Regions from separate parts of the Homo sapiens genome. Here region 2 is linked to region 1. A link is an interaction called in ENCODE POLR2A ChIA-PET data of the cell type or tissue named here. Cell type or tissue: HepG2. All regions are shown on one strand. Links, peaks and the distances in the headings refer to the core of each region. The heading gives the core; the rest is flanking DNA.

Region 1 (5,374 bases), core at 224-5,223:
GATCTGCCCAAGTTGTCATTAAAGGACAGTCAGGAGAGATTAGACACAAGGCAGTTGAAAGGCAAATTAGGGGGCACAAAGGCAATTTAGGGGGCAGAAAAGAAACTTTATATTTACACTTCATGGATTGAGACTTCTCAATCAACTCCTTCCAGGTGCCACGGCAACCGGCTCTAAAAAGGGGCCATCATTGGTTTAAACTGTTCCTTGGATTGGTTCAGTCTCTTGCTAGTTCAAAAACAGTGCTGCCAGGCAGCTTCCCACGTAGACCTTGAGCTTGTCTCTTGTTTGAATCAATTTGGGGAAACATTATTCAGAGTTGAGCCTCATATTTTCATAGTTTGAATACATCCTCTGCCTCTTGAAGACTGCTGTTCTGCCCTCAAACTCAAACTCTTTTGAATTTGCGTGCCCAGTAGCCAGGCTGCCCTGCCTTGTTGGGGGTCTGGGCTCAGCTGTCTCAGCATGGTTCGTGAGGGTCAGGCCCACCCCACCCTGGGGGACAGGTGTTCTCTGCACTCTGTTCTCCAGATAGGGCCTCTCTTCCAGCACCTCGCTCTTGTCCTTTTGGTGGCTTCCTCCTCCTTCCCCATCCTTTGGGGGCAGAATCCTTCTGCCTGTTCCCTTTCAGGTCAAGTTCTGGATCCTTGGACCCATGTTGTTTAGGCGCTTGTATTACAGAGTGGGAGGATCAGCCCTTACCTGTGAAATGGACCTGGGTTGGAAACACTGTGGGTTTGACTCACAGAATGAGGGTCTCTAAATTCACAGATGGGTCCTGGGTGATACCATCTGTGAAACCTGATGCACCTGAATCACCTAGAGACAAACTCAATGACTCAGTTACTTTCCAGAGCTTGGAATAGAGCAGCTTCACTCATGGAGGGACAGGAGGGTGCCCTCCCTGGAGCAGGCTGAGGGCAGGCACAGCCACCAGGCCCTTTGCATTTTTGTCAAAGTAGTTGAATCCAATTGCTGCTGCTAATATTAGGTTGGTGCAGAAGTAATCGCGGTTTTTGACATTACTTTTAATGTCAAAAACCGCGATTACTTCTGCACCAACCTAATGCATGAATTGATAGCTTGGACTTAGTTCTGAGATCCTTTCTGCACATGTGGGCATCCCCCATGCTCGAGTTCATTTTGAAGCCACAAACACCCAGCAGCAGAGGCAGACAATTCCTAGTAATCTTTCAGAAAACTCAATTTCCAGCCATGTATGACAAAATGACTATTTAATGAAGGCAAATGTCATGCTTAAATATTTTTAGTTTTTCTTGTCGGTGAGTGAATCGTTTTGAATGACAGATTAAATTTCAAGGGGTGCAAGAATCTCAACAGAACACCATTCCTTTTCTAATTTTTTGTTCCATTGACTCTCGGAAACCCTCTCAGTGATTCAGGAAGCTGTCTAGGGCTTTCTGACAGCACATCATACGCTCAGCAGATCAGTGAAACCCCTATCAGTAGAGCTGCGACTGAACCCATTGTGAGTTCCGGTCCTCTTAAAGGAAAAGCTCTTCCCACTGAACGGGCTCCCATCTGCACCTGCTTTAGATTCTGTAACTTCCTCAACCCATTTGCTTCTTCTCCTTTAGAGGTGCTCATGGCAGAGGTCATTCTTTTTACTTCAGTGGCTTCAGTCGGCAAAGGCTTTTGCTAGGAGCTGCCTTCGTGGGTGACAGATGAGGGGACATGAGGATTGTGACAGGGCTCAGACACCTCTGCTCCCTTCCCTCCAAAGCCAGGAGAGAGCTCTGAAGGGAGGGGGGAAGGAGGGGTGAGGCACCCCCTCCGGGGCCTCTCCAAGGAAGGAATGGATCCTGCTGTCAGTTCCTCCCAGGTTCCAGCCTATCGCTTGGCTCTAGAGGAAACTCCAGAATGAATGAAGAAGAGGTTCAATGGATGACTAAGAATATGAACTGCGAAGTTCTGGAGACAAATGATAAGAGGTCAAATAGTGTGATGGGAAAAACTCAACCCACCATGGTACTGGAGGTTGAGTGAGTGGGCTTCGATTTATCCCCACTATTTGCTAACTGGGTAATCTGGGCAAGAAATCTCTCCTTTCAGAGTTTTAGTTTCCTCATCTATGAAGCAAGGGGTTTGGAGCAAATAATCTCTAATCTTCCCTCTCTATTGTTAAAATTCTCAGAGTAGATGGTTGCTATGCCCACCCCTCACCCTGGGCCCAATTCCAGTCCTTTCAGAATTGGCTTATGCTAGAAAGCAGTTGTCGTTGAGCAAGAAAGAACTCTGGGGCCATCAAAAAGAGGTTGCTTGGTGAGAGGAGTTTGCGCACACCAATGGTAGGCACCCAGGGTGAGTCGAGAAGACAGGATGTTCCAGAACATTCTCCCTTGCCTGTACTAATTCCATGGTAGGTGGGTGGGGCTGCACAAAAGCCTGGAACATTTTCCTTTTGATGTGAGCTGGAGGCAAGCTGATAGAAACACGGAAACCCAGGCCAGCCTAGAGACCTATAAGTCAAAGTTGACTTCTCCCCTGACCCAACCCCATCTAGCATTGCCCAACTCCCCAAACACTGCTGAATGGCTGTTTATGTGGAGATGAAGAAAAGCTCTCTGTTGACTTTGTTTCCAAACCCTGCCTTTTGGAATTGACACAAGAAGAGAGCACACTGCTCTCCAGGCCTGACCATCCGGTCAGCAGACTCCAATCCCCTGCCCCTGCGTTCTGGCTTTTCCTCCTCAAACAGAAGCTATTGAATCAGATATCAACAACATAGATAAAAAGGAGAGCAACATGGGCTTTGAACCCAAGGCTAACAGGCTTATCACAAACTCTTGTCAACCTCTCTCTGTCGCTTCCAACCCCAGGGGTGAAAGATCAAACTTTCACTCCTTCTCCTGAGGACTGCTCTGTACAGGGGTCCTGGTCCCTGTGGGTCGGGGCACATGGGGCTGGATCTGCACCTTCAGAGAACACAGCCGGGACCGCAGAGGAAGCAAGGCCCCAGGTTCACTGTGGCTGCAGGTGGAGGGAGGCTGTCACTTGGGATGGGTGCCCGAAGCAGTACAAAGGCAGCATTCAGGTTAAAAGCATAAAAACTGCAACCAGACTTCCTGGTCTATCTCTCACAGCTTTGCGATCTTGGATGAGTTTTTTAATCCTCTTGGTATCTTAATTTCTCCATCTACCCAGTAAGGCTGTTAGGAGGATTAAATGTGCTCGTATTTCTAAAACAATGTAGAACAATGCCTGACACTTAGGATGTGTCAAATAAATTGGTGGTTCTCAAACTTTAGCAGGGATAAATCTCCTGGAGAACTTGTTTAAATGCAATTTGCAGGACTTGGTTCCCTGGATGCTTACAGTGAGGGCCCAGAGTTGTGTGACGCTGGCACAGGTAGTCAGTACCACCTGGTCACTGTTGCACCTGGATACCTGCCACCCTCTGGGAGCAGCAGGATCCTGTGTCCCTCAGGATTGGCCCTAGTTGCCCGGTGGGTTGCTAGAATCCTTGCAGATTGTGGTCTTGTGTGTTGTGGCTCATCAGCCTGGAAAGTTCTTCTGCATCTTGTCCAGTTGATCTTTCAAGTTTCAGCTTGAGCAACGTCTCCTCTATGAACCCTTCTTTACCTGGACCTGAACCTCTGGGAAGGGACACAAGCCCTTGTCTGCTGTTCCAAGACTCATTTTTTGTAAATGTGAAGCAACCTGACTTGTGGCAAGAACCATATGTGATGGCAAAAACCTGACCTGAACTGACATGCAGCTATTGATAGTCTTTATTTACTCCACTTAGTGTGACTCTTCATATGTTTGCTGTAGAAATATTAATGGGTTTGCTGACAAGGTGCTGCCCCAGACTCTGCTGAGGATCTTACATAATGGATGGCATATAAAAGGTATCACTTTCCTAAAGTAAAAATAAACAAACCTGCATTACATAATACATCTAGACCGAAGACTTTTGAATCCCGCATCTGTGGCACATTTTACTCTGATTAGTTTCTTTCTTGACATTAAATGAAAATCCTAATAGCAAAGACCATGGATTTAGCACAATCCTTGGTGCAAACAATGACCAGTGATTGTTTCTTGATTGTTTCTTGAACGAATGAATTCTTTCTTGCAGAAGAAACTGCGTCTGTCTTCCCCATTCTGTGTCATATTCCCCAACCCCACCCCATAATCTTCGTGTAGGATTTGTGGAATTAATTTCACATGGCTGTTTTGTTTCTCCTCCTTAGAACCAAGCATGCAATTTGGGTAGGCTGTTCCCAATTGGGGTAAATAGGACCCCCTGGGAAGATGATGTTTTTAAACAGCTATTTGGGCAGGGTTTTGAAAAAGAGGAGATTTTCTAAGGCATTAGAATGTCTTTGATAAAAGAATTTTCTGAGATTGGGAGAATGAGTTGAAGACTTCATCTCTAAGATCCTCTTTTTCTTCTCCTTATGTATGATAAAGCTAGACTCATCCAATATCAAAAGGGGAAAATGCTCCATTAGGCCCAGCCTTTCTAGGCTGGAGGAAGGCAAGAACTCCAGGACAGGAAACTGGGAAACGTACCTTGGAAGCACCCAGCCCAACTGAGCTATTAGAAGAAGGGGGATGGGGAGACTCAGAAAATTATAAGAAGTTGAGTGCCTGATGTATGAGTTAATAGGCCCCAGGCCCTTAGGATGTATTGCAACAAGGAGAGGGAACAGCACATTCTAAGAGAAATGGGATGATTATTTGGATAACTTACATTCCTGATTTGATCCTAATTTCCTATGACCAGGTAGAGAGGTTGCAAACTCAAACACTTGCATAGGCCAGGCAGATAATGAGGGATGTGGGCCAGAAGTGATAATAGGGAGCGACGGGCAGTGTGGTTAACTGGGAGGTCCATGCCCCATCTAAAGAGGGAAGCCCCTATTCAGCTCCAGCTGACGGATGCCAGGCCTTCTAAGTTTTGTTGTTTTTACATTCATCTTCTGCCCTTCAAGGTCAGAAGACTTGATTTTGAGGTGAAATTTTCCTATTTAAAAAATCCCAGGAAAGACAAATAAAGATGAGTTGGGACCCATCAGCCATTTTGCAACCGTTCCCCCCCCACCCCCACCTTACATTTTCGGTGCTTTCCCCTCATGATCTTTGGGAACTCCACCTGTGAGTTCCTGAAATGTTCCCGCCATTCTGAGCTGTGAGGATCCCAAGTGGAGGTTGCTATTCTCATTTGCAGCTTCTCAGTCCCACACCAAGAAGCAGGGCAGGCTCACCTCCAGGGCTGCCTCCTTTCCCAAACACTAGGTCCCTTAATCGTATCCTCAGTGAAAACCTAAAGATCGCTAAGCAGCCACCAGGAGTCATTTGCCAGGCACCTCTGCACGGACAGCCAAGTGTGGCTCGGATACCTGGA
Region 2 (5,374 bases), core at 200-5,199, 99 kb after region 1:
TAATTCGATCCACAAAATACACGCATATGCTCCCGCCCTCTCCACACTCATACCTGTGTGCTATCACACAAACAGAATGCCACTGTAATTTCCCCATGAGCATCCTATACACACGACCAAACATACACACGAAAGCACCTGAAATCCTGGATTCAAAAGCCACGTGCATTCAGAACACGCAACTTGGGTTCTACTGCCACATGAATAAAGAATATACCTTCACGCCTCTCCTTTTGTTTTCTTTGTGGTCCATCTCTCTGACTATAGTTGGCTGTGAACAGCTAGTCAGTTTGAAGTATGGAGGTGAAGCACGCCACTGCAAGTTACCCTCTGGGCACACGAGTAACTAGGGGCACTCGGTCCTCTCTGGGCGTTCACGGCTCTACCCTCTGCAATCGGCTGGCTTCTATTCCTGCCCTGTGCCTCTGCACCGCTTCCTTCTTTGAAGGCTCACTGACCCTGCCTCCACTCAGAATCCAAAGCTAAACTATTCTTTATACTGACTTGGCCTCGGAGGAGGAACCTTTTTCTATTTTCTGGGAGCCCTACTCAACCTTTCAAGACCAGGTGCTGCTCACTCACTCAAAAAAGAGCTTGTCAGAGCAAGGTTTTTAAACATGTCACTTTTGCCTCTTACCAAATATTAGAATATTTGCCTCTCAGAAAATAATTTCCCCTGGCCAAGATGTGGTTTTTACATTAGGGAAAGGGTGGCTGGAGACGTCCATAAAAGAGCTGGCCCATCAACCAACACTGTCTAAAAGTGTGAGAGGATCGCAGCTTCAGTCTGAAGAACATACACAGAAGACCTCCCAACGTAGAAGGATGCGAGGTCTTTGCTCACAAAAGGTGAAATAGTCACATCCTCCCAACGTGACCTGAGAAGAGCAGTCAGGTTTCTGATGGCTCATGGAGTAGTTCTCACGCAGAAGCCCTGGGCAGGCCCCTCCCGTGGCACCCTGGAGCTTCAGAGTTTTAAAAAGAAACAAACAAGATATTTTAAGAATATCACTTTCACTTCCAGTCCTTTGGAACCTTGCGACTTTCTTCCTTAACAGCTCCCCTGAGTGAGTAAGAGTAAATTACTTGCTATCACCTTCCTTCACAACACATCTTCAAAGCTTACTTGGTATTTAACATATGGAAACAGCCATAATTTCCACACAGCAGGAAGCTTATGCTAGCTTTAAATAGCTTTAAATAAAGTAAATAAAGTAAAGTCACTTTACTTTATAGACTATTTATGCTATTTGCTCACACAAAGCATTTAAAAAAATAACACAATGCCCTTGTAAGGCAGAAACATTCGCCTTTCCTCTCTCAGCTGCTACTTCTATCACGTCGTTGTGCTGCCCAGGGAAGAAGGCCAGGAGGAAGGCTGGGACAAGCCGGAAAACTGAAGCTGGAATAGGAGATGGGGATCCACCTTTCTCAAGGCCTCCAGGTCCTACCTACACATTCTGTCTGCCCTGCCTCCTGTTTCGGGTGTCAGCCCTAATGCCCGTCACTAGTCAACAGCCTCGACTGCTCCGCTACTTTGAGCAGAGAGAAATGGCAGCACCACACATGCTAACTCAGTGCGTGTTCCAGCGAGGGTGGGTGTTCCCAGCTGACAAGTTCACTCAGAATGAACAGGCTCTTCTTTTGTCACCATGCTGACTGAGAAAGCCAGACACCAAAATCTGGGAAATGCTATTATAGTTTGTGTACAGGAATCCAAGAGAAATGGCATGTGCGGTTCCAGACAAAGAGTGCAAACATCTGATGGGACCCGGAGGATGCATTAGGAAGCAGAGACAGTAAGTGACAAGAAGGGAGGCCTGAGTGAAGGAGGTGTCTGTTTTGTAAGATGTGATACACAAAGGTGGAGCAGCTGAAGTGCAGAAAAGAGAGGGAGCTGGTGGATGGGAACGCAAGCGCACGACTCAGGCACCCTTGACTACTCTTACAGCCAGCTTCTCCTCCATCCCCTTGAAAGGACCACTTTCCAGAAAGGACTAAGGCCACAGCACACGTGCTTCATTTCAGCCTTCTTCACCGTGGTGAAGAAATGCCACTCTGAAAATACACTGACTACAAACAATTAGAAACCCCCGCCCCCAGCACGAAGCATCAAACATGAGACTGTCCTTACCGGAAGGTGACTAAGGGGCACGTCCACCTGGCCCAGGAAGTCGTCTCGTGTCTGTTAGGAAGAGAACAAAGAGTTAGTGTTTCCATTTCTTCACTGAGCGTCAGCATTTCCTAAAAATGTTTTATCATGAATAGAGACAAAGGTCCAGGGCCTGGCACTGGAATGTGGAGGGCGGAAGGCCCCGAGGAGACACGAGTAACCACACCCCGGGAGACCAGGAGCCCGTGCGCCTGGACTGAGCTGGCTGAGATTCTGTCTGGTGTCTGCTACCAAGCACAATGCTATGGAAGCCTCTGTAGAAGCTGGGAGAACATGATCAGTCAGGGAAGAGACAGGCAGGGTTTGAGGGCACAGCTGGGCCCAGCTGAAAGAGAAGATGGCAAACAAATGCTGGGAACATTTTAATAAGTGTTTACTGATCCAATGCTAAAAACTAAAGAGCTTCTTGAGAGCTGAGAGCCAATGGAAAAAGTATATGGCCTAGTTACCAATGCATCTTACAAACTGCATCTCACAAAAAAATACACACTTTTTAAATCCAGTAAGTACATTGTTTTTTTTTTAATCTAGTAAGTGCACTGCTTCAGAGTCCACGTATATGGATCAGGTCCTGCTAATTTTTGGACACACCATGCCTCTCCCTCTCCACATCTACCATACTGCACGTATCTCTCCCGACTTCAAAGAGGCCCAGGTGAAAATCATTTGGAGCCACGCACCAGTCCCCTCTCAGGCTCTGGGAGTCATCTGGGAAGTCATGATTCAGCTCCAGAGGTCACTGGCCTGGACCACAGTCACACTATATCCCTCAGTTACGGTGCTTGTGGCATGGCCTCTGATGTTTAGATGACCCGAGAAGCAAACTGGAACACAATGACTATTTGCCGCTCTCATATAAAAAGATGCAGCTGGTTCCACCACATTCAAAATGCGTAAAAGCTGGGCAGTTCTTTAGATATGATGAGACCAGCCCCATAGCCAGCTTGAGCCACCTAAGAAGGAATCCAGCCTACCTGGTGCTGAATCCTGGCCTCTTATTTCTACTCTGCTAGTTTACAGAGGAAGTTTCTAATTCACATATGCTATTTTTCAAGTGTACTTGAAAAACATTCTCTTCTTCCATTTAAAAGGAAGCAGCAGGTAAATATGAATGAGATTTATTGAAATGACTTGCTCCAAGCGTAGGAATTCCTTTTAGATAATTGAAAAAATTTGATGAACTGGAAAGCCATCTGTCTCCTCTAAACAATCCATTCTGGATAATAAAAAAATCAAAGTTACCACGGTTTGGGTATGCATGAAGAATGAGACTAGCCCCAATCCTTTTGATGAGATTTTCATTTCTTTTACTTTCTTAGCTGTATCTACTACAACTCAACGTGGAGACGCCTCATCTAGCATAGAGCGGTAAGAGGAGGTGCCCACAGATTCTGTATGTCTTACCAAGAGCAGCAGTCAGCAGAAGGCCTTGAGAATAATGACAGCCTTGCTATCCAGCTCACAGACCTAATCACGCTGCCCCAGTGACTCACACCAATGACAGTTACACAAGGAATTAGGCAGTGTGCCTGTTAGTTCTCTATTTGGCTGATTTCACTATTTTTTTTTTTTTTTGAGACAGAGTCTCTTGCTCTGTCGCCCAGGCTGGAGTACAGTGGTGCAATCTCAGCTCACTGCAACCTCCGCCTCCTGGGTTAAAGCGATTCTCCTGCCTCAGCCTACTGAGTAATTGGGACTACAGGCACACACCACCACGCCCAGCTAATTTTTGTATTTTTAGCAGAGATGGGGTTTCACCACGTTGGCCAGGCTGGTCTCGAACATCTGACCTCCAACGATCTGCCCTCCTCGACCTCCCAAAGTGCTAGGATTACAGGTGTGAGTCACCATGCCTGGCCTGATTTTGCTATAATTTTAAAGCTAATATAAATATCAGTTAACTGTACTATAAAAAAAAGAAATTCACTGAATATTGACCATAAATTGTCTGCTTAATGTGAGCAGAGTAGTGTGGCCACTTGCCACCTCTCCTCCTCCTGCTATGGCTGCTAATGTGGGAAGGAAAAGACAATCAGCAGAAGGACAAGACAATCTTATTCAAAGCTGTTTCACAGCCTGATAGCTTTGAAAGGCTGCCCATGAATCATTAACCTAAGTGCACTTCAACAAAACTTCACAAAATATCTATATGCCCGTGTTGTTTTGCCAGGGAGACATCTGAGTTCTAAACTGATAAAACAGGTTAAAGCTTTGCCCAGACACCAAAAGACAGGCACCCAGTACTAATGGCTGGCAGCCAGTCTTTACACAGTGCTCACTCTCTGTGGGCTCTGTGCCAAGGCTGCGTCTAGTTCTCGCAACAACCTTCAGAGGCAGGTACAATGATTGTGCCCATTTTACAGATAGGAAGCCAGAGAGGTATGTGGCCAAGCTGCCCATCAGCCTGTGCCCTTAACTGACACTGTGTGCCATATGTCAGCAACTGGCAGGAAAGCAAGGCGGTACCAGCTCTGGGCTTCTGACTGGATGCTGGCTTTAAACGGTGTAGATGAGAAGGGAGGGATTCTGATGATGGCACAGTCTGATGAGACTTCAGAGGGTTCTGGTAAAATGCTTATTTGCTATGTTATCTTTACACTACCTCCTACTCCAACCGTTCCTTTCCTCAAATGGAATACAGTTTACCGAATTCCCTGAGGTACTGCAAAAGCCAGGAAACTACACTTATACCTTTTATCACGTTTTCTCATGATGTTAAAAAAATGTTTTAAAACAGTAAAAGATGAGACAATTTGCCATTAAAGGAAACGGAAGGCTCTTATTAGTTTACATGAATAGAGATGGAAATTATTTTTGAAATAAAATAGGGATCAAGCACAAAAATGCACATGGTCAAAATGAATTGGCTTAAACTAGTGTTTCACCAGTCAATGGAAGATGTAGTTGGTGAGAGATCTAGGTTTCAAAGCATCCCATTGCTGCTAAAACTACAGAAAGTTCAGGCCATGTGAAATATTTAGGTTAGGGACACTACACCGATTAAAAACAAAAATGGCCAGGTACGGTGGCTCACGCCTGTAATCTAAGCACTTTGGAAGGCTGAGGCGGGCAGATCACTTGAGGTCAGGAGTTCGAGATCACCCCGGCCAATATGGCGAAATCCCATCTCTACTAAAAACACAAAATTAGCTGGGCTTGGTGGCTCATGCCTGTAGTCCCAGCTACTTGGGAGGTTGAGGC

Evidence for each region. Peaks named below come from ENCODE experiments on the same cell type or tissue, not always from the same donor. Only the 100,000 strongest peaks of a DNase experiment are listed, where the experiment ranks them.
Region 2: POLR2A ChIA-PET joins it to region 1 with 8 read pairs; 3 of 35 experiments call an interaction of 5 or more read pairs at or near these places.

What each region holds. Positions count from the first base shown.
Region 1 is chr18:58,411,404-58,416,777 of GRCh38, reverse strand. No RefSeq gene overlaps it. Among named protein-coding and RNA genes, the nearest start is that of MIR122HG, 32 kb to the left of the region's middle. In HepG2, for the core only: no CTCF peak of the experiment used is centred there; DNase peaks (open chromatin) are centred at 2,727 and 3,765.
Region 2 is chr18:58,312,793-58,318,166 of GRCh38, reverse strand. NEDD4L (NEDD4 like E3 ubiquitin protein ligase) reads right to left here. Exons shown (of 31, transcript NM_001144967.3): 6 at 2,135-2,185. Among named protein-coding and RNA genes, the nearest start is that of MIR122HG, 130 kb to the left of the region's middle. RefSeq lists an enhancer at 1,513-2,712. In HepG2, for the core only: no CTCF peak of the experiment used is centred there; DNase peaks (open chromatin) are centred at 2,206 and 3,656.